Linked DNA regions of Homo sapiens: region 1 is linked to region 2. Evidence: chromatin loops called from intact Hi-C (ENCODE). Cell type or tissue: mammary epithelial cell. All regions are shown on one strand. Each heading gives the region's core, and the rest is flanking DNA. Links, peaks and the distances in the headings are about the cores only.

What was found. A loop is a pair of places that touch in the nucleus more often than their neighbours do. Peaks named below come from ENCODE experiments on the same cell type or tissue, not always from the same donor. Only the 100,000 strongest peaks of a DNase experiment are listed, where the experiment ranks them.
Region 1: it touches region 2 in a loop (3.0-fold over the local background); 2 of 110 quality-filtered maps call a loop at or near these places.

Annotation. Positions count from the first base shown.
Region 1 is chr2:145,737,798-145,750,474 of GRCh38, reverse strand. No RefSeq gene overlaps it. Among named protein-coding and RNA genes, the nearest start is that of LINC01966, 860 kb to the right of the region's middle. RefSeq lists a silencer at 1,245-1,324. In mammary epithelial cell, for the core only: no CTCF peak of the experiment used is centred there; a DNase peak (open chromatin) is centred at 5,114.
Region 2 is chr2:145,625,815-145,638,491 of GRCh38, reverse strand. It overlaps LOC105373664 (a long non-coding RNA gene), which reads left to right and starts at 6,639. Exons shown (of 8, transcript XR_923414.2): 1 at 6,639-6,802. In mammary epithelial cell, for the core only: no CTCF peak of the experiment used is centred there; a DNase peak (open chromatin) is centred at 6,731.

The DNA of each region.
Region 1 (12,677 bases), core at 3,197-8,196, 110 kb before region 2:
CCCTATCACAATATTCTTACCAAATTGTCTTGCCTTTATCAGGCCCACCCTCACTTATTTACTGAGATAAGAAAGAACTTTTTTGCTGGCAAGCACCCCAAGTTTGATTTATCATTCACAATAGGAAGACTCTGCCAAGTAAGCCTTCATAATTCCCAGCCCTTAAAATTATTATCATCATTGGGTTTAAAAATAAGGCCAGAGGTGGTGGATGTGTACGCAGTATGACTGGAAAGAAGCTGGTTTGTTGAGGCTGGTTCTCTCTGCCAAAAAAGTATCATAAAAGAGGTGCCTAGTTCATGTCAGACCTAAGGAAATATTTTCCCCAAGCTGTTTGCAGATAGCACGGGGTTTGTGTAGTGTGACAGTTGTCCTAAGAATATATTAATTCTCCTAAACAGGAGGCGCAGACTCAAGCATCCTCTCTGAATATAATGGTGATCTTATTTGCCTGACCAAGGAATAAAAATGTTCAACCACAAGACATTTCCAAAAAGGTTACTGTAATTTTGTGGCAATGTGAATTATTCTCTACCTGTCAGATAACTGATCAACAGCTACCTTTGAATATTAACAGGGTATGAGGAACTCAGGAATTTTCCCACAGTGAAGACTTAAATATAATCCCAACCCCACTTCTCCCAATCCTACCCCTTGCAAGAACTGTATACTTTTTAATGGTTTAATGGATGCACAATGAAGGCAAAATTGAAATGTGTGATGCAATAAATTTAGTGGAAATCAAAGATAGGTTTCCAGAAATCCTAACTTCCCAGCTGTACTTCAAAGTATTATAAAAGGGGCCAGATCTCAGATTCTCCCAGTTTAAGTCTTCACAGCTTTAGTTTGAAAAATAATTTGATTTTAAGTGAGAGCTTCCATTGGACATGTGCAGAATTCAGTGTGCACGTGTAATTTCGAGGTGAAGTTTTGGCTTGTTATCATTAAAAATAATCTTTAGTTTCTCTTTTTGTCTCCTTTGTTTGTTTGAACATACAGTGAAAAATAGCTGTAGAACTTTTTTGGTGGAGTGCACATATTATTTTTTTAAACCAGACAAAGGCATTTTGACCAATGTGTATTATGAGAGCAGATTTTATATAAATATATATGTATAAAATAAGCTCATTTGCACATGGCTCAAGGGAAGCTAAACTCACTATAGAAGCTTCTCTAATGTTTAGTTCAGCCTAGTTTTCAGATTTCAATATGTGTAGGGAAAATAAATGCAAGTGGAGAATAGTATAGGGAAGAGGGCTACATCCTGTAACTTGCATTTGTCTTGATATGATGCACAGAATAGAAACCGACTGAGTTTCTTTATCAGTCAGATACAGACCTGTTGACATTCTATCACAAGACACTGCCCAACAACAGCACACTTCCTTCAAAATGCCACTGAAACCAAAATATGTGACTCTTACTGTGTTTAAAACTATCGATGCCTTATCAATCAATGTATCTATCTATCTACCAATCTATCTAATCTATGTATCATCTATCATCTGTCTATCCTCTACTGTCTATAAACCTATTAATGCTCTTATTAATTCCAGAAATGATATACAGTAACTTACATAAGTATGTAAAATTGCAACATAATAAAGTAAAATTAAAGATTAAGTGTGTTTAGGGAACAGAACAAAGGTAAAATAACGGTAGGAAAGATAAGAAAGAGTCACAAGCGAGGTTAGTACATAAAATTTGTTCCCTAAGGGATTTTACACTTGCTAGGAGTGTCTAACCAATTAGACTGTATGCTTTCAGAAGCAACTGTAAATAAAAAAAAGTTACAAACTATTTTATAATTCATAGTGTCATAATATAATAAAATAGTTTTTCAGGAGGAACATAATTATGCATAGTTCTAGGACTAGAAAGAACTTTCTTTCATGAGGCCTCAAAAAGAGGGCAGAAAATGTAACCAATGCCTACCAATAGTATAATTCTCCAGCACAAGTTTCTAAGAACAACTGGACATAGTCTCAACATTCTTACAATATAATCACTCCATTCTCTGACTGATTGCTGGATACTCTTCAAAGGACTCAGCCCTTGAAACTCCTCCTCTCTGTCTATTTTCTCATCCCTTTGGTGGTCTCATTCAGATTGCAGATGTTAAATATCATCTTTATATGGATGACCCTAAAATGTATCTATCACAGGCTTCTCCCTTGAGCTCCAGACTCAAGATTTCCATTGAGTCTCATTGATGCTCAATAGGCATCTCAAACTTAATTTAACAAAAATAAAATATAGTTTTATCCCCCAAATCTGCTTCTTCCCCAAGCTCACCTTTCCAAATAAAATGTAACTCCATTACTTCAGGTATTAAGGCCCCAAACTTTACAATTATCCTTTCTGCCTCATTTTTTTCATACTGCACATTGATAATTTCTGTTAGCCCTTTCTTCAAGATGTCTTACATTGGACCACTTCTTGCTACTGTCATTGCCATACCCCAGGACCGAGGCAGCATTGCCTCTCTTCAAGAACATTTCTACTTTTCAATCATTGTATCTATTCTCTGCCTATTAGTCAAGGTGATTCATTTAGTAAATAACTCTGATCATTTCATTACCTTTCTTAAAACTTTCATTTGCCTTTTCACTCAATTTTCAGTAAAAAACAGTGTTTTTCTTCCCCCGATGGCTTACGCAGCCCTACGTAATAGCGCCTTCCCTGTTTTCTGCAACCTTATCCCTAAGCTGATCTTGTGATTGCAATGGTGACTTCTTTGCCATTTTTTGAACATGCCAAGCACAATCTCACCTCAGGGCCTTTGCACTTATTCTTCTGTCTACTTGGCACATTCTTCCCCTGGAAAATCTCATGACCTCGCTATGGATCTCTGATCCAAAGCTACGTTCTCAGAAAGTCCATAATTGAGTGCTCACCTCCCCTGACAACAACAGTTTTTTCTCTTATCATGTTTTATTGGTTTTCAGAATACTTAGCATTAACTGATGTTGCTTTTTACCTCATTTATTTTCTAGATTTTATACTCCATGAGGGCAAAAATAATATTTTATTTTAGAACAGTTGATCAGTAACTCTTGTTTACAAAGACTAATTGAAATCAATGTTCTAATTTGACAGAATGCTTCCAGTTCGTGGCAAGACCATCGTATCACCATGTGATGTGCGCATAATCAAATGCCTGTTTCTATGTTCTCAGTGCTAGGAATAAGCCTCGATGACTTTTAATAAGATCAAAGGCAGTGGGGATAGACAAATTTATTTCCTAAGTCATTTCAGGACAAGGGCTATGGTTTCCCTGTACATATCACAGTGTGTACATCAAATGTCCTTTCTAGTATGTCAAGAAAGACATAGGGCCAGACAATCTTGGAAATCAGCGTCAGTCCACCTGGCAAAGTCCTAAAATTAGCAAACTGATTTCTTCAGGCATACACAAAAGTACTAGTACATTTTCTTTTAATAGTATTGTCTCATACAGTAGGTCTATTTAAGTAAGTAAGTATCTTTACTGCAAGTCTAGATCCTTAGAAAAATGTTAAGTGGATAGTTACCTGAAATTTTTGTTTAGGAACCCAGAGATTAAACTTAAATCACAGCGGGAATCAGAAAACATAAAGGCATGCACTTGACTTTTAATTCTATTTCTCTTTGAGAAGTTTACTTGGCTTTTATGATATACTCTATTTACTTTTATATAGTCGAGCATACTTAAGGCTCTGCTTCTTTTACTTCAGCTTAATCAAACAGGAGAGGAAAACTGAGATTCAGGCATTTTTATGTATCACAGATAGAATAACTGTGTAGTGTTTCCTAATATCATTTTCTCCCTCCCTTCACCTCTTCTACCATCCTTCCTTCTTTCTTTTCTTTCTGGTTGCCTTCCCTCTTCCTTCCTCCTTCTTTGCTTGCCTGCTTGCCTTCCTTCATCAAATATTGATTAAGCATCCATTATATAAGAAATGCATTGGTTTCTAAATATACACTTATGAAGAAGACATAGTTCTTATTCTCAAAGTATTCACAGTCCAGAGACAATGTCAGGTGTATTTCTGGTACACAACAGGAGGAACACCTAAGTATATCAGGTGACGACAAGAGGAGGAATAAATGTTTGAAAATTTTTTCCAAGATGAATGGAGGGAGTGTAATGGACAGTTGAACAATAGAAATCACAAGCCAGCATAGTGTGTTCAGGCAAATTCTCAAGGTAAAAGTGGAACATTGGTGACTGAGGAGAGTAGCCATGGTTAAGTCTGGACAGTTAAGCATGAGTCTAATTATTAAAGATAAGTGACAGAATCCCAGCAAAAGTATTAGGTAATTGTGGTTTCTATTAAGAATACATGGGCTGCGTGGGGTGGCTCACACCTGTAATTCCAGCACTTTGGGAGGCTGAGGTGGGTGGATCACCTGAGGTTGGGAGAACGAGACCAGCCTGACCAACACGGAGAAACTGTCTCTACTAAAAATACAAAATTCGCTAGGCATGGTGGTGCATGCCTATAATCCCAGCTACTCGGGACACTGAGGCAGGAGAATCGCTTGAACCCGGGAGGCGGAGGTTGTGGTGAGCTGAGATTGCACCATTGGACACCAGCCTGGGCAACAAGAAGGAAACTTCATCTCAAACAAACACACAAACAAACAAAACAAAAAACAAAAAACAAAAAAAAAAAGAAAAGAAAGAAAGAAAGAAAAAAGAGTACATTAATAGGCTGGGTGTGATGGCTCATGCCTGTAATTCCAGCACTTTGAGAGGCCCAGAGAGGTGAATCACCTGAGGTCAGGAGTTCAAGACCAGCCTGGCTAACATAGCGAAACCCCATCTCTACTAAAAATACAAAAAATTAGCCTGGCATGGTGGCTGGTGCCTGTAATCCAGCTACTCGGGAAGTTGAAGCAGGAGAATCATTTGAACCAGGAGGCAGATGTTGCAGTGAGCCGAGATTGCGCCACTGCACTCCAGATAATCTGCAGTTATCTCCAGATAACTCCAATAATCTGCCTGGATTGGTCAATGCTCTGCATCATCAGTGCTTCTAGGTATTAGAGATCTCAGGCCATTTGAAGCTCAAGTATGGTCCTGTTGGTAGACAACTATATTAATCAGAGACTCAGAACACTAATATGAGAGGCTGGGGTTTAGAAACCACAAGCAGCAGCATTGCTCAGAAATTCTAGCCATGGTATGACTCAAGCATCCTTGAATAGAATGATAAAGAGTTTGACATTTCCTCTGTGGACTGTGGACGATAGGGATTCATAATGAGATTTTAAAGAGGAGAGTGAATTGACTGTGTTTGCATTTTAGGAAGATCAAGGAGAGTGGCTTAGTTCTAGAAAGGAATAGACAGAGAAGAGGAACAAGTTAGGAGACTTGTAATAATGAAGGGAAAGAAAAATAAACTGCAGGATCTCATGGAGTGGCAGCATCGCAAGGTGTAGGTGGAGAGATAAGAGAGAAGGTACAGTATTTAGAAGAGTTTATGCTCTGGAATCACACAGGAGGCCTGTGTTTGAAATAGTCTCTGAAACTTACTAGCCCTTAGTTAGCCTCAGCGTCCTCATGAGTAAAATGAGGATAATGCTAGTGTATCCTTTTTAGGTTGTGGTATGAGTTTCTTGAGGTTAAATGAGAACATTTGCACTAAGAATTTAGCAAAGAGCCTGATATGCAATAAGCATTCTGTGATGTCAGCTTACATTATTTTTCAATTTTGTGGTACATCACTTGCTGGATGGGGAGAGCAGTTAAGTAACTGCTCTCATTCAAGCAGTCATGTTCTCCTAGAATGCTTAATCTCTGCTGGAAAGTCTGAACCAGATCACCTCATGTGATCATCATTTCTTCATGTTCCCGGGGGAGATAAGAAATGTACAACAAAGCTAGATGTAAACACATAATGGTTGGAATTCCATATGATTCTCATTTTGGAAGAAGGCACTAGTTAACGACATGGCTGCATCCTCAAAAATAATATTTGAGATGCTCAGATAAGAATGATTAATTATGGGCCGGGAATGGTGGTTCACACCTGTAATCCCAGCACTTTGGGAGGCTGAGACGGGCAGATCACTTGAGGCCAGGAGTTCAAGACCAGCCTGGCCAACAAGGTGAAACCCCATCTCTACTAAAAATACCAAAAAATTAGCTGGGTGTGGTGGTGGGTGCCTGTAATCCCAGCTTCTTGGGAAGCTGAGACAGGACAATCACTTGAGGCAGAGGTTGCGATAAGCCGAAATTGCACCATTGCACCCCATCCTGGGCAACAAGAACAAAACTCTGTCTCAAAAAAAAAAAAAGAATGGTTAATTATGATATCAATATTCTGCAATGTAAAGCATACTTCAAGAGCATTTCCCAACTCTATGTCTTAGAGAAAAAAAGTGAAGAGACTTCCCAAATAAGTGATGCTAAAAGGCAGATTCTCAGAAACTTTATCATACCTTGTTCTTATCATGACAGTCCTCACCTTACATTCTGTGATAAAGGGTCTAAACAGGTTACTAAAACAGAAAGTTTGGAATGACAGAAGGGAAATCTATGAGGAAGAAAGACTCATGCTATAGTAATTTATCTTGATTGACACATTTTCTTTTCTTTCATGTCCCCAATGAGACCTAAAATCATAAACATGTTTGCTTCTCCTTTCTCTCCATAAACTTCTTCAAAGCTAGATCTTTATCTGTTTATTCAATAACAATTTATGTACCACCTTCTGTTTTCAGCACTATGCTAGGCACAGTGGTGTCTACATCTAATTAAAAAATCATTTATCCTTCTCATGATGTCAGAGATCCAATAAGAATTGGTGTTAGAGTTTGTATCAGTTTAAAAATATGATATAGGTTAAATAATTTTGAAGTTCTTACTGTTTCTAACTGCACTAGGGGCATTCTGTTTGAAGGTGTCATGATGTTCTTCCACAGGTTTAGATTTCCCAGAAGAAAAAAAAATGTAGTTTTTAACGTTGTATTTGTTTACTATTTGGGATTTTCCTTCCTCTTTCTTTCTTAAAAATGTTCCATGCCAAGTGAAACTGATAGAGAAGTTTTTTTGTTTTTCTTTTTTTTTTTTTTTTTTTTTTTTTTTTGGTTGTTGTTGTTGTTATTGTTACATGGTGCTGCCTGAGAAGGCAAAATAATTGCAGTAAATGAATTTTTGGCTGGCCAGTTTGAGTTTGTCATACACATAAAAGGTATCATCTAAGGAAATACCCAGGCAGGAGTGAGGAAGGAAATGAAGAGGAACTGAAAGAAGCTGCCCTCTCATGGGAATAACTTCTCCATTCAGCTGGATTCTTTAGGTCCCTGTTGACATTCATCCTCAGTACACTTCTGTCAAAGTTATGCTGCATTAGAAATTACTCACTGTGGGCAAAATAAAACAGCGAGAGCTACAACCATTGCACTGAGTTCAAACTGAACTAGAAAAAATAACAATACGTTATACTGTGGAAAGAAAATAAATTATTTTGGAAAGAACCTTAAATGTATACATAAGGTCTTTCCTATTTCTAATTGCTACTTTTAGATTTAACTCTGAATTCCAAAATACCATTATATTTTGCAGTAGAAAAATTTGTCACTGCTCTATATTGACTTAATAATCATAAATGTTGTATCTTCTATATTGTTCAGGGTACCATGGTAGGCCCTGGAAATTTACAAGGGAAAAATATACAGCCCCTGATCTCGAGAAACTCACTGACAATAAAAACTTACTAATGTTTTAGAAATATTGTTTTGGATTTTGAATCTAAGTCATACAAATTATACTGTAGTCAAATAATTAATAGGCTGAAGTAATTGTTATGATGCCTTAATAAATTGAAAACCTATAAATTTATCTCTGGCAATTTCTACTTCTGAGAGAAAGAAACACAAAACTTTTCCAATTGTAAAACTATGTATCATGTTACTATAATTTAAAACAATTTTTTTTTTTGCCGTGCATTATGTTATGTCGACTTGTTCAATCAACGTACAGAATATAATTGTGAGGAAAAATGACATGTACAAAATGAAGTAGTGAAATTGTCCCGGTATAACTAAAATAAGCAACTTACAGTTAAAACTGTAAATCTAGGCTCACATTTCCACTTGACTCTTTTTTTTTCCTTCCATGGAAGAGGTCAATTAAGATGGCAATGACAGCCTAGGATTTCAGGTTTTTGTAGGTTTAAAGATTCTTATATTTTTGAAGCATTTTTCTTTTCCTGATTATGGCAACCTGGAGTCTGTAATAATGCAGATATTAATATTGGACTTTCATGAAAGCACTAACCCTGTTAACACTAAATCTCACCTTAGGCTGTGCCTTCAAATTAATAAAAAAAAAATGTCTAAGCCGGATGTTTGAATAAAACCTTTGCCATGATTGTGTATATGTTTTAGGCAAAAAGTATTCTGTTGGCCTGCATTGTTGAGCTAATGGCCTCAATCCTCCACAACCTTTGCATATGTTCCAGCACAGCCATTAGCCAGAATGGGTAGCTATTCGGAATTATTTTTTTTCTTTTCCTGTGAATAGCTGCTCTTAAGCTGCATCTATCTAATAACTATTCATAAACAGCTCAGTTCTCATTCCTTCCTCTTAGCAGTAGATCTCCATATGAAGAACTCTTGCTAAATTTAAAAGTTTCCTTACACAGACAGAAGGGAACTCAAGGCATATATTCACAAGTCATACATGTCAGTCAGCTTGGCACACATTTAACACTACTTTAAGTGTAGAGTTATTTTCTATAGTGACTACTCCTTTTCTTCTTTCTTTTTAGTCACAAGTTGGTTTCTATTCTATAATATTTTTAAGAGCAATGTAGTTTGCTCTTTGAAAAGAAGAAAATGGGAAGATAACATTTTAGTGAATATATAAACAGGGACATAACCTGTAAAAACTGGATGGAGATAATCAAAGTTTAGAACATGTGAAGTGTTAGTTGGGACTGATTTGAAAGATTAAACTTGTCAGAATGACACAAATCCAGAACAATAGGGAGCTCCACCAATCAATAAAAGGGATCCGGCAGTGGAAAAAATGAATGTGAGAAAAGTATTGGAAAATAGAAACCACGAAGAAAGAAACTGACATTGCTTAATCTAGAGGAGAAATGGTTTGAGGGAAACAATAGAAATTTCATCATATGAAGAGTTATCTTATAGATGATGGAGTCCACATGTTTCCCTGTCCCCTTAGCTAATATGGAGCTATGTGAAAACAGAAATTTTAGGTTAATTATTGTGGCTATACAGAATGAGCAACCCTAAAATTGTTGATCAAGAGATAGATATTGGAAGATTTACTCAGCCATGCAGATTGACATTGGGCCAGGTACCCACAGAACTTTATTAAAATTAACCCTCAAACCAGAAGCCAAGATTTTGATGGCCCCAAGCATCACAGATATGTATTCATATATGTATGATATATAAATTTTTTAAAAAGAAAGGTATTTGATATCTATCTAGTTAAGATTATTTGGGATTATTACTCAACCTTTTTCTGTATCTGAGAATGGCCATTTTCCTCATGCATGTTTCTTATGTTTTTCAGTGGTTTCCACTGAATACCTCCATGAACCTAGATATCTAGGAATAAATTCTCATCTGGTAAAGCCCATTTCTCAGTAAAAGCAAGAAGCTAGGTCACATTTAGAGTAGTAAGCCTTTCTTAAGAATGTAATATTACTGAAATGTATAAGATAAATTTATTATTATTAACTGATATGGTTTGGCTCCTGTGTTCCCACCAAAATCTCATATCAAATTGTAATCCCCACGTGTCAGGGAAGGGACCTGGTAGGAGATGATTGGATCATGGGGGCGGATTTCCCCTTTGCTGTTCTCATAATAGTGAGTGTTCTCTCACGAGATCTGATGTTTGAAAAGTGTGACACTTCTCCCTTGTGCTCTCTCTCTCTCCTGCCACCATGTGAGGAAGGTATTTGCTTTCCCTTTGCCTTCTGCCATGATCGTAAGTTTCCTGAGGCCTCCTACTCATGCTTCCTGTTAAGCCTGTGGAACTGTGAGTCAGTTAAGTCTCAGGTAGTTATTTATAGCTTGTGAAAATGGACTAATACACTAACTTTCAATGAAAGCTAGATATTTTGAGTGATTCATCACTTTTTTGTGAAATGGCACCTTTGATAGTGAAATAGAAAATTAAAACAAGATAGTCATTAGAGGCAACAATTTGAATAGATGATTTGAGGTTATTTTTTTTTTCAGTGGAATCAGGTGATGATTATGAGTCTTTTATTATATAATGTTCACAGAGAGATATAACATTCAAAATAACACAATCAGAAGCAAATACTATATGCACTAATTATTTATATCAAAAGTGACATTGTACAGTTCCATTTCTGGCTTGGTGGAGTAGCCCATCAATTCCATTGACAATAACAGAAAACTCTACACAAATTATTTTAAAAAACAACAAAAACAGTAATCTTAGGATACCAGTAACTAAATAAAAGTATAAAACTTTTGCATGGGAGACCAAAATTATAGAAGCAACTCACATGAGCATGAGTTTCCTCTTACTCTTCTTTTTACTCATAACTGAAACTCCAATGAAACAAATCTTCTTGAACCACAAAAAGCAGAAAAGAGGACCCAGTGGGTTAGAAGGCATAGGTGAATCCCTGAGACATGAGACTCAAAGAAGGGGATATGCTAATTCCGGAGACAACTATACACAATTCTCAATTTAACCCATGAACTATGCATTTTTGGAACAGCAATGAACCTGTCTCACAGGTTTTGAGAGCTGAACTGAGGTTTGAACCTCCTTCACAAATCTTACAATAACCCTGAACTACAAATACAATGCATAGATCCAAATCAGCCTAGCAGAAAGTGTGAGAATGAACTGAGATTTGAACTGAGATAGCTCAGACGACAAGGGACAAAATTTACAATCTGAACACAACGAGGTTGGTTTGTGGTAAAAACAAATTTACAGTCTCTACAGGATTATAACAAGACTCAGAGTTCGCACAATATAACATTTGCAATATCCAGAATATTATTCAAAATTACCTGGCATAGAAATAACAATAAAAATGTGTCCAAATCTCATGGGCGAAAATTCCAAAATGACCCACAATTCGGAATTATCATACACATCTTTAAAATAAATAATGTAAATATGTTTCATGAGATAAGAAAAGATAACAACATATAAGCGTAATCATAAATATTGGGTAATCATTTTTGTTGATTTGGAAACACTATTATATATAGACAAATATTCTAGATCAAGCAGAAACCTTAAGTCAATGTGTAACACAATCCTGATAAGTTTTGGTCAGAGAATGATTCTAGAATAGGTTACAGGTAATTTCAGTTTAGGGGAAAGATAAAACCAGAAAAGTTGCATTTTAAACTCTGTCACTAGAGGGACCAATTAATGACAACTTTGTGACAATTTTGGACCTTTCCAAGTTTTAGTTTTCTCATCTGTACAAATTGGCTAATCTGCCTATATCACAGGTTTATTTAGAAAACAAAATTACTGCAATTTTCTTGGACTATAGATTATACTCTACCAGTATTTGATGGTGTTGCCGTTCACTGAATATTTGGTGCTGAGTCACTTGCTTTGCATATCTCAAAACTCTTTTATTAAATTAATATTATGCCATTTTACAGAATTCTATATTGAATCTTGCATAGCAAGGTGACCTGCCTCCAAATCCTCTATGTTGATCCCCTGTGCTATGTGAGCTGCACATCTGGGAGGGCTTTCTGGGAGAAATAACTCTGTGTGTGTGCATGACAGTAAGAATAGCACCATCGGGAACGACAAGTCTTTCCAAACAAAATGAACTGAACAAAGCTTAAGGCATGTGGTGCAAAAAATGATTTTGTTTAAATCAACTCAGAAATGAGTCAATTTACACTGCTTAAGAAAATGAGACCTGCAGTAGATTGTCTAGCGTTAGAAGATATTGTTTTTGTATCTAATTGTTTTAGTGTCTCTTCCTGATTGAATATTTAAAGAATGAGCAAAGCTGATTATAAATGTAGGTAAATTCATTCTCCATGATACCATCTGAACAGGGAAATAGATACTTATCTCTATCCTCCTGTTACAATGCTCTCTCTCCATCATTAGAGTTTGTTCCTTGGGTTCACATATGTCTATCAATTTCTGTGCCAAACCTGCACATTCAACATATCTTTCCAAATATCTCAGAGTCACTATTATATAAGAGACTATAGATTTATTGGTAGTCTGGACTGCATGAGGATATTTAGAATTCAGAAAGGAAAAAGTGCATCAGAACAAAACAAAAGGTGCATTCAAACATAGGGTGCTGTAATCACAAGAACCACTTATGACGAGCTTCACCTCCCTTTCAATTTGGATAATTTCACATTCAACTTCTTTGTTAGCCACTTTGATCTTTCCAATGATAAGCAGAATAGAATGAGATGAAAAAAGCTAAACAATCAGGTTCTTCATATTCAAATTTGTAAAGATTTGTATATTCCCAGCTATTTATCTAAAACGAAACCATTTTTTGTTAATGCTGTGGTTATTTTTATTTTGAAAGCTTTGCATCAGATAGTCAAAACCTTGAAATAACTACTTGGCACATATCAAATATATATTTTAGATAAATATATAGGTAATTTGGAACAATTCCTCTTCCAATATTTGTTGAGCATCTTGTCTGTACCAA
Region 2 (12,677 bases), core at 4,569-9,568:
GATAAGTGAATAATTATAAATGAATGAGTAAAATAATATCATAAAGGTACTGAAGATAAGAAAAAGCTCCAAATAGTAAGATTATGAAAGTTTTGCTAAAGAAGTGGCATGCTAGCTGAGTTTTGGTGGATAAAAATTTCAGTAGGCGAAGTGGGTAAGCAGAGAATGCCAGTCTTCCATAAGCAAAGACATCCAAATGGGTCAAAGATGGCATAATGTTCAGGTGACAGTAGCACAAAGATATGAAAGAAAGATACAGAAGAGTAACCTAGTAATGTAGACAGAGATCAATTGTGATTGGTCTTTAAAAACTATGCAGAAGAGACTGGGCTTTTTTCTCCTGTCAAAGCAGGGCTATGTTTTAAAGAAGAGCAGAGCCTAATGTGTACTATAGTTTGAGATGACTTTCCTCAGAAACCAGAAAACAGGAGCAATATAATATAGATGGTTGTGCAATGGAAAGTCCTCCAGCATGCAACACATACACACACACACACACACACACGCATGCGTGCACACACACACACACACACACACACACACACACATCACTGCATACCACACACCACACCTAACTTACTAAATTTTTTTAAAGCAGTTCCTTAGTAAATCAACTGGATAGAATAGAACAGAATTCATGGATTTGAAAACACAAGTCAATAACATTAGTAAAATGACATGCTTTCTATAACAAAGACAACTTTCCTATTTTTATTGTTGTTGTCATTGTTGTTTTAACATAGGAGAAAATTCTGCGGACAGCGTTGTAGTGAAGACTGTCTCATGGCTGGGTTATATACAATTTTTAATGTCCTTATTGTAATAATGTTATATAGCTGTTTGGGAAATATCATTGTTCCTTGCCTGAGAACCATTGCTTTATAGTACTAAATTTAAAAAAATATATATTTTTAGGGAAAATCCAACTTCTCTTTTTATTTGATTACTGAAAATTAAAAAAAAAAAATCTGTATTTCCTGAAAGCACTAGGCAACATTTTAGGAGTGGTCTCTCTGATCAGAGTGGAACTGGGTATCCCAGGTCACAAAAACAGTTAAGTTTCATTTTCAGGGTCTCTATCCAAACTCATGGATTCCTGAATAAGGTACAGTCAAGTTAAAGTAATATTTTTTATCTGAATGGGTAGAACCAAAAATAAAATACCTAGAATAAACATGATATTATCAGTAATTTCATTTCAAGTGTTATTCTGTATTTCTGAAAATAGGGACAGTGACTTTTTTCCAAGAGGGGAGAAGACCAAAAAAAAAAAAAAAAAAAAAGTGTGTATTGGAGCCAACAGCCTTATTTGCTGTGAAAATTGCAAATGTTTGCCTGGAGCAAATACGTGAAAATTTGCAATTTGTTGTAGGTGTGGAATTTTGCTATTTTTCACAGTGGAAGAACTGTTCTGTGTAGTTTGTTTTTCCCCCTAGATGTGTGAATACTCCAAGAAATTTTGAGATCTATGCATTTTGATGCCAAAGATGGCAAGGTGAACAATTACTTTCAACAATAACTCAAAGTTCTGCTATGTAAGTCAATGAAATATTTTTTTTTCATAGTTCAAATTAAGATAAACAGTAGTCCCAATTTTGTATTAAGCTTTCATCTGGTGAAAAGCTCTGTATTAATGTAGTATAATTCTTTTTTTAGGAGTATATTGATATGTAAAATTACAGATATGGAGAGTAGGTAGTTTAAAAATCATTCACGCTTTTATGACTTGTAATAAGATACCAAAAGTCCTGCTGTCTTATACATGCAATGATTATATTTGCAATCTTATATATGCAAAATTACATTAAGATACCATATAAAATCAAATCAATTTACTAAGTACAAATAAATAACAATAAAAACTCCAAGTTACTTAACTGAATAATATCTGAATAATATACTTTTTTAAACTTCAGAGTGAAGGTATACAAGGTATTCAGTTTTTTGTTTGTTTGTTTGTTTGTTTGTTTAGACAGGGTTTCATCCTGTCGCCCAGGCTGGAGTGCAGTGGTGCAATCTCAGCTCACTGTAATCATTGCTACCCAGGCTTAAGTAATCCTCCCACCTGTGCCTCTCAAGTAGCTTGAACCACAGGTGTGTGCCACCATGCTTGGCTAATTTATAAATTTTTTGTAATCCCAGTGCTCTGGGATTACAGGTGTGAGCCACTGCACTCAGCCTAAGTATACAGTCTTGAAGCTAGATAAGATTAATTAATTGTTCAGGAAAAAGGAAATAAAATAATTATGCTATTGTGAAATATAGTCATGTGTCACATAATGATGAGGACACATTCTGAGAAAGGCATTGGTAGGCAATTTTGTCCCATGTGAACATCATAGGGTGTTGCTTTTATGCTATAATCTTGTACAGCATGTTATGTACTGAATAATGTAGGCAACTGTAACACAATGGTAAGTATTCACCTAAACATATGTTAACATAGAACATATACAGTAAAAATATGATATAAAAGATTTAAAAAATGGTATACCTGTATAGGGCACTTACCATGAATGGAGCTTGCAGGATTCAAGTTGCTCTGACTGAGTCAGTGAATGAGTGGTGAGCGATTGTGAAGGCCTGAGACATTACTGTACACTTTATAAACACTGTAAATTTAGGCTACACTTCATTTATTTTAAAAAAGTAATCACACTATGACCTTACAATGGCTATGGTTTCACTAGATGACAGAAATTTTTTAGCTGCATTATAATCTTATGAGACCACCATCATATATGTCATCTGCTGTTGACTGAAACGTTGTTATGCGGCTCATGACTATATATACTGTTTATCCTTGAACACTGTGAGGGTTAAGGGGGCCAACCCCCATGCAGGAAAAAAAATCCAGGTGTAACTTTTGACTCTTCCAAAATATAACTACAAATAGCCTTCTGTTGACTGGAAGCCATATTGATTGATTAACACATATTTTGTAAGTTTTATGTATTCTATACTATAGTCTTCCAATAAAGTAAGCTATAGGAAAGAAAATGTTATTAGAAAATTTATAAGAAAGAGAATATATATTCATTAAATCCAGGTGAATCATCATAAAGCCTTTATCATTGTCTTCACATTGATTAGGCTGAGAAGGAAGAGGAAGAGAAGGGGTTGGTCTTGCTGTCTCAAGGGTGGCACAGGTGGAAAAAATCTGCATATAGGCTGGACACAGTGGCTCACACCTGTAATCCCAGCATGTTGGGAGGCCGAGGCATGTTGGGAGGCCGAGGCAGGTGGATCACCTGAGGTCAGTAGTTCAAGACCAGCCTGGCCAACGTGATAAAACCTGGTCTCTACTAAAAATACAAAAATTAGCCAGGAGTGATGGCAGGAGCCTGTAATCCCAGCTACTTGGGAGGCTGAGGCAGGAGAATCACTTGAACCCAGGAGACAGAGGTTGCAGTGAGCTGAGATCCGCCACTGCACTGCAGCCTGGGCAACAGGGTGAGAATCCATCTCAAAAAAAAAAAAAAAAAAAAAGTGCATATAAGTGGATCCTTGAAGTTCAAACCTGTGTTGTTCAAGGGTCAGTTGTATTTGGTCTTTAGCCTGGTTTCCTGACATACAGCTCCTGAAAGCCTTGGAATCTCTGAGGTGATTAGTGTCCCTTGTGAGCTAAGAGATGACTGGTAGCTGGAAGGTTCTAAATAGTTTCAATATGGGGGCTGATCACAGGAAACACAAAGGCATGTTTAGAGGTGTGGGACTTTCAGCCCCACCCTCTAACCTCCAGGGAGGGGAGATGGGCTGAAGGTTGAGTTGATCACTAAGGGTCAGTGATTTAATCAGTTGTGCTTAGGTAATAAAGCTTACATAAAACTCAAAAGGACTGAGTCCAGACAGCTTCTGGATCGCTAAACATGTAGAGGTTCCTGGAGGGTGGTGCACAAGAGAGGAGATCCCATGCTCCTTCTTCCATGCCTTGCCCTGTATAACTCTTTCATCTGGCTGTTCATCTGTATCTTTTATAATATCCTTCATAATAAATGGGTAAATGTAAGTAAAGTATTTCTCTGAGTTCTATAAGCTGCTCTAGCAAATTAATCAAACCCAAGGAGTAGGGTGTGGGAACCTGGATTTATATCTGGTTAATGAGAAGTACAGTTCACAACCTGGGGCTTGCAATTCGCATGTGAATTAGAGGGCAGTCTTGGGACTGAGTCCTCAGCCTGTGAGATCTGATGCTATCTTCAGGCAGATAGAGTCAGAATTGCGGACACGTCTGGTGGGGAAAATACTCACTCATTTCTTAGTGATCAGAGGTCACAGAAGTATTGAGTGGTAAACAGAGAATAGGAAGACCTGTTTGCTTTTTCTATATTCTTGTGGTAGTACTCTGTTTCTTTCTAGTCAATGTGATACTGTAACTGCCATGTTCCTTCTCTTTATGGTCTCTTCTGAAAAGCATAAAATGTTTGGATTGTCTTTGCTGTCCTTCCCAAGGTGATGCCTGCCCAGATTAGCTACTGTGAAGGAATGCTGATTGCTTCATCCTGGTCCTGCTTCTTTATATTGAGACGTTGTCTCCCTCTCACTCTGTCGCCCAGGCTGAAGTGCAGTGGTGCGATCTCAGCTCACTTCAACTTCCGCCTCCTGGGTTCAAGCAATTCTCCTTTCTCAGCCTTCTGAGTAGCTGGGATTACGGACGTGCACCACCACACCCAGCTAATTTTGTTTGTTTGTTTGTTTTTTCTTTTGTATTTTTTAATAGAGACAGGGTTTCACCATGTTGGCCATCCTGGTCTCTAACTTCAAGTGATGTGCCCACCTCAGCCTCCCAAAATGTTAGCATGACAGGCGTGAGCCACCATGCACGACCCCCTCTCCTCTTTCACATGCAATTTTCTGTCCCATTTCTTATACCCTCAGAGACACCTTTCCTTTTAAGCTCTAAAATCATAATTAGCTTCTTTCATTAAGTAACCTGTGTTTTAACAGATTTCCCAGACCACTCCCTTTTTTTCTCCCCCAGGTAAGATGTGCCTTTTAGAGTTCTTCCAAAGGACATGTAGGACAATATACTTCTTTGGGTTAACGAAATTTTCTAATATGCATAAAGCAAGCCTAGATGGTTTGTGTTACAGTTATCCAATTAATCTACTCAATTAAAGTATGTTTTAATTAACAATATAGTATATGTATAAGATTCTAAAAGGCTAGCTTATCATTTGAATTAGTGCATAGGTTCCCTTTCACTTTTCAAGTATCAAAATCACTGGAATCTGAGAAAACTTTGCAGACTATTTCTGCATCTCTCCAATCTTTCTTGGAATGCTGCATAAAGCTATTTTTGGTTTGTGTTCGTTTCAGTAAGATTCAGTAACTTCAAAGCTTTTCTTAATATCAAATAACCTTAACACGGGTACCTGGTTTTCTTCATGCATTTCTGAAACTTGGAATATATATTTATCTTTCCATAGGACTAAGGAGAAAATCCACTACTAAATGATTCTTGCCATATGCACATAGGGTAAAAAATGGTGGAGAAATGATCCAGGGAAATCATCTATTTAGAAGTATGCTACAGTTTTATTCCCCTTAAAATAGTAGTCTAATTGAAAATAATAATTGAAAATATTTTTGTAAAAATCAATTTTAAGAGATTGCTTATGAAGCTAAACACCACTTATAATAAAATGATTTGCAATTGATACATACAAGAAAATAGTCTTCCCCTTAGAAAGAAACAAAAATCACAATTGTAAGGTTTATTGCTGTATTTTTCATTGTGGAGAATGCCTCTTGAAGTTTAATTCTTTAGTGAATTTCATTTACAGATCACCCTTCCAGCTCAGCCATCTACTCGCCAATAAGCACCGAGGAATGTCTCCTTTCTATGTCCTGACCATATTGCTACCCCTTTTTCTTATCTGCCCAATTAGCTTTAGAGGCCTTAGCTACCACCAGCCTAACTACCTTGGAGCTCCTAGATGAAAGTTTCTTATCCTAGGCTATTCTATTCATCAGAAATCTAGCAAAACTTAGGTTTGAATAGTTTCCTATGAAACACCTCCCACTCAACTGATTTGTGGTTCCTAATGAACCATAAGCTGATGGACAATTACTCATTTGGCTGAGCCCCATGGAACATTTAAAGGATACTAGGGATCTCACAAAGCTACATATGTGACTTCCATTTAAGTTTAGATACAAGCTTTTTGATAAGAGCAAGAAATATAACAAGACTTTAAATGGAATTACCGTGAAAGAGCAACTTTGACTTGAAATCTCAAGTTATCTGCGATTGGTGTTCAGATAAACCAAAAAATAATAAGGGTAACAATTTCTAACATTTAGAAAAGCAACATTGGGTTACATTAAATGGAAACTTTCTAGTTTTAAACCACCACCATGGTGTATTATAACTAGGAAGAGACTGCATTTTTTACATCCTTAATCAACATGATTTTTTTCTATATTTGCAAAAGTTTGGACTTATATTTTACTTAAACCAAACATCCAGAAATAAAATAGAGTGGAAATTTTTTTTTGTTAAAACAAAACAGAACAAGGATATAGATGGCTAAATTTGTGATTTGTTTAAAAAGTGCTATTTAGGCTTAATAGGCATATCTAGGCACACTTCATGGTGAACACTTCTTAAATACTTCTGTACAATACATTTTCAGGTAACTAGATAATCAGAAATCCTAAGACAAGAGGATGCATGTTTAGTAATTGAAGACATCACTTGAAAGAATGTATTCCCTGGTGAGCATCATCTGACTCAGCATCTACAGTTAGAATATGAAGGACAAAGATGAACACACAGCAAAACCAGACACAGCACTTGGTAAATATATAGTGCACACCCTTAGAGCATCCCTTTTCATCCCAGGCTGGCCATAGGAAGAGTTTGTAGGTGCAACCACACACTAAGGCCTTCAAACCGGTGTTTGGTCTCATCAGCTGAGAATAAGCCTTGTTTCGTTGTTAGGTGTTGTTTTTGTTTTCTTTTATTTAGTTTTGAGGATGAGGGCACTACTATTATTTAAGGCTATGTGGCCAGGCCACTATTGTTAATTTAGGCTTATTGCCAGTGAATTTACTAATTAAAACAATGTTTATACTGACGGATACATTAAGAAACATAAAGCTTACTTTAGGGAGATCTCTCTCATCTCCACCCTGTGCCACAATAAAATGCCAATAGTAATAGTGCATGTCACAGACAGCACCAGCTTTAAAAATATAGCGGAGAACAAAAAGAAGAAAGGAAGTGGGGACTGAGACAATGAAAAATGGCAATATTATTTTATTCTAATTCAGATTCTTGACAGGTAACAGGCCTTAATCTATGGAATAAAATCTATGGTACACAAAAGTAATATATGATATAAATATTCTGTTTTAGGACACAGTGAAGCAGTTTAATTAGTTAGAGGAAACTTTAAAGGGAGAATAAAGAGATCTGGGCTTGGGTCCAGAATCTCATTGACTAACCTTTCCCAAATTCCTATTTTAAAATTTCTATCAGGTATAATGGGCTGCCTTAGTGAACAATTATAATATGCATAGTTGTAATACATTTTACCTACATATTGAATTTACTCTGGCTGTTTTTTTAAATATTGTAATAATCCATTTCCACTATGAGATTGTGGCAATTTTCTCTAAGTATTGCTTTTAATTTTGAAATTTCCAGTCTTGGAGATATTCTCTTAGAATTTTATCAATATTCCATATCTCAAAATGTTTTGATAACAAATGATACGATGAAAGAATTATATTGATATTACTGATCATTAAAACATGTCTATTTTCATACCAGCTTGTGTGAGATTGATTCAAGCCTTTTTTCTTATCTATTTCTGATGAATGAACAAACTGCAGAATCCTATAAGAGCTATATTGTAAGCATTAGCACTATGTACCGTAATCAGTGTCCAGAAGACTTCTCGTGTCATAAGAAATTGTTCTTGCACTATTTTAATGGTGCAATTGGAAGAAGTTTATATAATAAATTGCAAATTGGAGGCGGTTATTATAGTAAAGCTCATTCTTGTTAACACCCTATGAAACAAAAAATGGTCTATCATTTATTGAATTGAGAAAATTGTTTGAACTATGAATAAGCTTACCTATCTATTTGAATTTGTCTGTGCCTTGGAATTTTTTTCTTTTTGTTTTTATTTGAGGAAGAATGTGCTTTTTGCTAGACTTGGTAATACTAATTTGACTGTCTTCTGACATGTAACTGATTCAATGTTTAATGGAACTGTAAGAAATGCTCATTCCTTTCCAGATAAAAAATGGTTAAACCTTTGCAATTTCATATAGATCAACTAACTTCTAGGTGGCACGGTTTTCTGGTAACAGGGAAGAATTGGATAATGAGCAAAATGAGAGCTGGCTGACAACTATTTGGAGCTGTAGTACCTTGTAATAGCATGGCTACACAGCTTTCTTCAACTGGCAACATTATTCACTTGATGAAGATTCTTTTATTTTCTTGCAACACATGTATATTGTGTAGCTTGTAGCAGTAGGAGATTCATAAAAATAAGTCAAATAAAAAAGAATCTTATGAAAATTATTCACTTATTGTGTCCTTACAATTCCAAAGTTGTGATATCAATAAGTATGCCTAGACACATTTTAAAAAGCATTTCAGCCATTGGAGAAGCATAACACAATTAATTTTGGTTTAAAAATATGACAATAATTTAGACCCTTCCATTTTATGTAGAAACGCATTGTTTCCCTTTAATAGCACTTTAATGCTATCTTATACTATTAATATAAAAAAGAGATTTTGTACTTGAAAATTGGAAAATATTTAATATGCAAGAAGAAAAATATGTTCAAAAATAGACCTGTGATTGTGAATCTCCATAAGCTAGCCACTTATTATGATGTAAATATTTGGGGTTTCTATGTTGTGTCAAGTCAAGGTGTCCAGAGAATCAACCAATCAAAACAAAAACAATAACACAGATTTAAGGCCCTGTATTACATTTCACTCATTTAGTGAAAAAAAACAAAAGTCAATGAATAAAAACACAAAAGCTCTATTTATATATTCAAAGATTATTTTTTAGTAATTCAACTTTGAAACTTTGTTAGTATTAACAAGAATTTGCTTTAAGAAACTATTTCTGGCTGGGCACGGTAGCTCTCTCCCAGCACTTTGGGAGATTGTGGTGGGCAGATGACCTGAAGTCAGTTGTTCAAGACCAGCCTGGCCAACATGATGAAACCCCATCTCTACTAAAAAGACAAAAATTAGCCAGGCATGGTGGCTTGTCTGTGATTCCAGCTATTTGAGTGGCTAAGGCAGGAGAACTGCTTGAACTCGGGAGGTAGGGGTTGCAGTCAGCCGAGATCATACCACTGCACTACAGCCTGGGTGACAGAGCAAAACTCTGCCTCAAAGCAAAACAAAATTATTTCTTTCCCAGGCTCAAGCAATCCTGTCACCTCAGCCTCCCAAGTAGCAGGGACCACAGGCACATGCCACCATGCCTAGCTAATTTTTTTTTTTTTTTTTTTTTTTGTTAAGATGTGGTCTCACTCTGCTGCAAGAAACTGTTTCTTAAGACTGCACCCTAAACTCTGGAAATAGATCATATGAATCCCCTTTTTGGTCAGTATCATATTTTAGAAGTGGTATACTCAGATAACAGTGTCATCAAGAATGGGGATTCTCCTTTGAGCCTAGTCTGGTCTGCTTTTTCATAGACGCGACTTTATTTAAAGCCACAATAGCTGCCAACAAGAAAGGCTCAAGTAAGCCGAATCTGATCCAGACTCAGTCATGACGACACCTCTGGGGCCAAAGTGTCCTTCAGTTTCATTCTGATGAAAAAGACCCAGGGAAGAAGCACAAATATGGAAAGGCCAAGGAGAAACGCGGGAGGCCCCTATTCCTGGCTGTGTCCTTTTCTTTTCTGTATCAGCCTGTCTTTTTCAATGCTGAAACAGTGTCTTAATTCTTCCATGTGGCACCAGGAATAAAACTGTACTCTTAAGAAAGAAGATGAAACAACAAGTATATAGCATACAAAAAGCTCTTTGCCGTCATTATATATTTTAATAATAATAACAATATTTGAGAAATATTAGTATCCCCATTATAAAATGAATACATTTAAGTCAAAAAGGGACGATTTATTTTGTCCAGCCTCTTATAGAGATTAAGTGGTGAAACTGAGATTTCAATTCAAATCCTGTGACTCCAAATTTACAGTTCTGTACTGTTTTAATGTCTCTCTAATTAGTCCATTCACACTGAGAAGGGAAAAGATTGATAGAGATTTAAGTAATAATTACTAAAATTACCTGGGAACTTCAAAATATTAATAAAGATTTCTCAACTCCAGCTTTAGCTACTATGTTTGAAAAGATCTAGGGTTTTGTAAGGTGTCTATATATTTTTAAAGTTTTTTCTAAGTAATTGCTGCTGCTCAGCCAGATTTGGGAACTTCTTTAAAGTATTGAGACAGTGTTAAAGAATTTGCAAGAATATTTGCATTTTTCAGAGGAGAAAATAAATCTTTTAAAAGAAGCATTTCTACTCAGAAGTTTTGCATTATGTAGATGGTTTGAGAAGGCATTTTGAGGAGGGGGGCAGGTTTCCTGGCACCTCTAAAATCATGACGTAAAGAGAAATACTCTCCTTTCTCAAAACTGTACTCTTACTTGCATAGCGCATGCATGGATGCTGATTTGAAAAATAAGTCAGTAGGCTGCTTATCATTTCTGGTAGAACATAGTCTACAGAACACATTATTTCAAGATTTAGCTTCATCTTTGTTAGCCGCATGGACTTGAGAAAAAATATTTAGCCTTCTTGGGTCTTAGCTTGTTTGTTCATTAAAGGCAGATATTCACATGTATCTCATGGGGTTATCCCAAGGACAAAACAAGCTGTTGTACAGTGTTTGGCCTAGTAGATATGCAACTAGCATTCATTTTAAAAGGATGTAGACTTTGAACAATAACTGTTTGAACCACAGTGACCTTCTATTTGTCAATGTATCTCATCTTATGTTTTATTTTTCTTAGAAGATGCTGCGAAAATAACTTTCCATGAACAAATTTGTTTGGCCAATATAGAATAACTCTCATTGAGAGATTCATAATAAATAAGTTAAAAATCTTGAAGTTTTTCATGAAAAAGATGAGTTTAAACCATAATTTCTATAAACACATGTAGCTATGGAGACCTTTTCCTTATGGGACACCTATTAATATCATAGAAATGATATCCAAAAATAAAAACTTTGGGAAAAGATTCTCCTTTTATTACAAATGTCTTCACAAACACATACAATTTTGCACTTAGGCAAATTGAGAGAGTGTAAAATGAAACTTCAGAGTGTAGAATTTAATTGTAAGTAGGTATTATACTCACATTGTAATAGAGTAGCAGAAGTGAAATCCATCTATAATATGAGATTCCATGTACAGCTGATTTTTTCCTGTTTGCATGTAAGTGTGAATATCTATGTGTATATGTTTATATGAGTATGTCTTCACGTGCGTGAGTTCGTTTGTATGTGTATGTAGAATCAGGAATATTTTTGTAATTACTATATCAATTTGTGAATGATGTATGAAATGTAATTCCCCGTTCAATAAAAAATGATTTATAATCAGTGCTATGCTGTTATACTCTTTATCTTATATGATAAATCTAGACTTACTACTCTTAGAAAGCCTATTAATTTAAATATCAAATCTAAGAACAAATTTAAAATAAAATACTTTAATTTATTTTCCCACATTCTCTCCTACTCTTCAGAGTTCACCTCTACTGGCTGGTATTTTCTCAGATAACCAGTTTATTTACAAAAATCCAAATAACTGAAAATTATGTTGTACACAAAGCTGTATTTAAGTTCTTTCAACATTTGAGGCAAAGCAACAAGAGATTTGACTTCCTCCAAGACCAACTTAGGGTCACTGCTTGTTTGTTTTCCTTCACATGGGCACTCCAGCCTTCCTTAACATCCAATTTGCTTTCAATCAGTGGGTAGTTAAGCTTCAGAAGGAATCCAGCCAAAATAAGCCATCCTTCTGCCAGGCCCAAAGTCTCCTTTCCTACTACTCTCTCTGGGTTTCCTCTTATAACTTACCCTTCACTTAGTTCCATGGAATTTGCCTGGGCTTTCTGAGGGACAATTAACTTCAGGGAGTCATTTGTATATTTCAAACAAAGTGGCAGAATCACTATTCCTGGAGAAAGTAATTGGCAGAAAAACAAAAAATCAACATGAGGACAAGCCCCTCTTCTTACCTTGGCCTTGTTCATAATGACTTTCTACTGATTCTGAAAATGTGGGTTGCTAGGGATAACCTCTTGACTATGACTGCCTCTCTCTGTCTCCCTCTCTCTGTCTCTGTCTCACTCTCTCTCTCTCTATATATATATACATAAATAATATATGCAATATATTATATATATCTAAAGTGAATGAATTATATACATCATATATAAAATGAATTATATATCTATATATATATATAGAGAGAGAGAATGCACATAATAAAGAGGTGGTCAAATTCATAGTGTAAGAAAATTATTTCACATAAGTTCAGGCTTGTCTAAAGCTGTGGAAGCAAGTGCATCTACCACTGAAGGATACACTGCTCTATGCTTCTTCATTTTTTGTCATTTTCTAAGCAATATATCCAGGTTTATCCACACCCCTACCAGTCTCCAA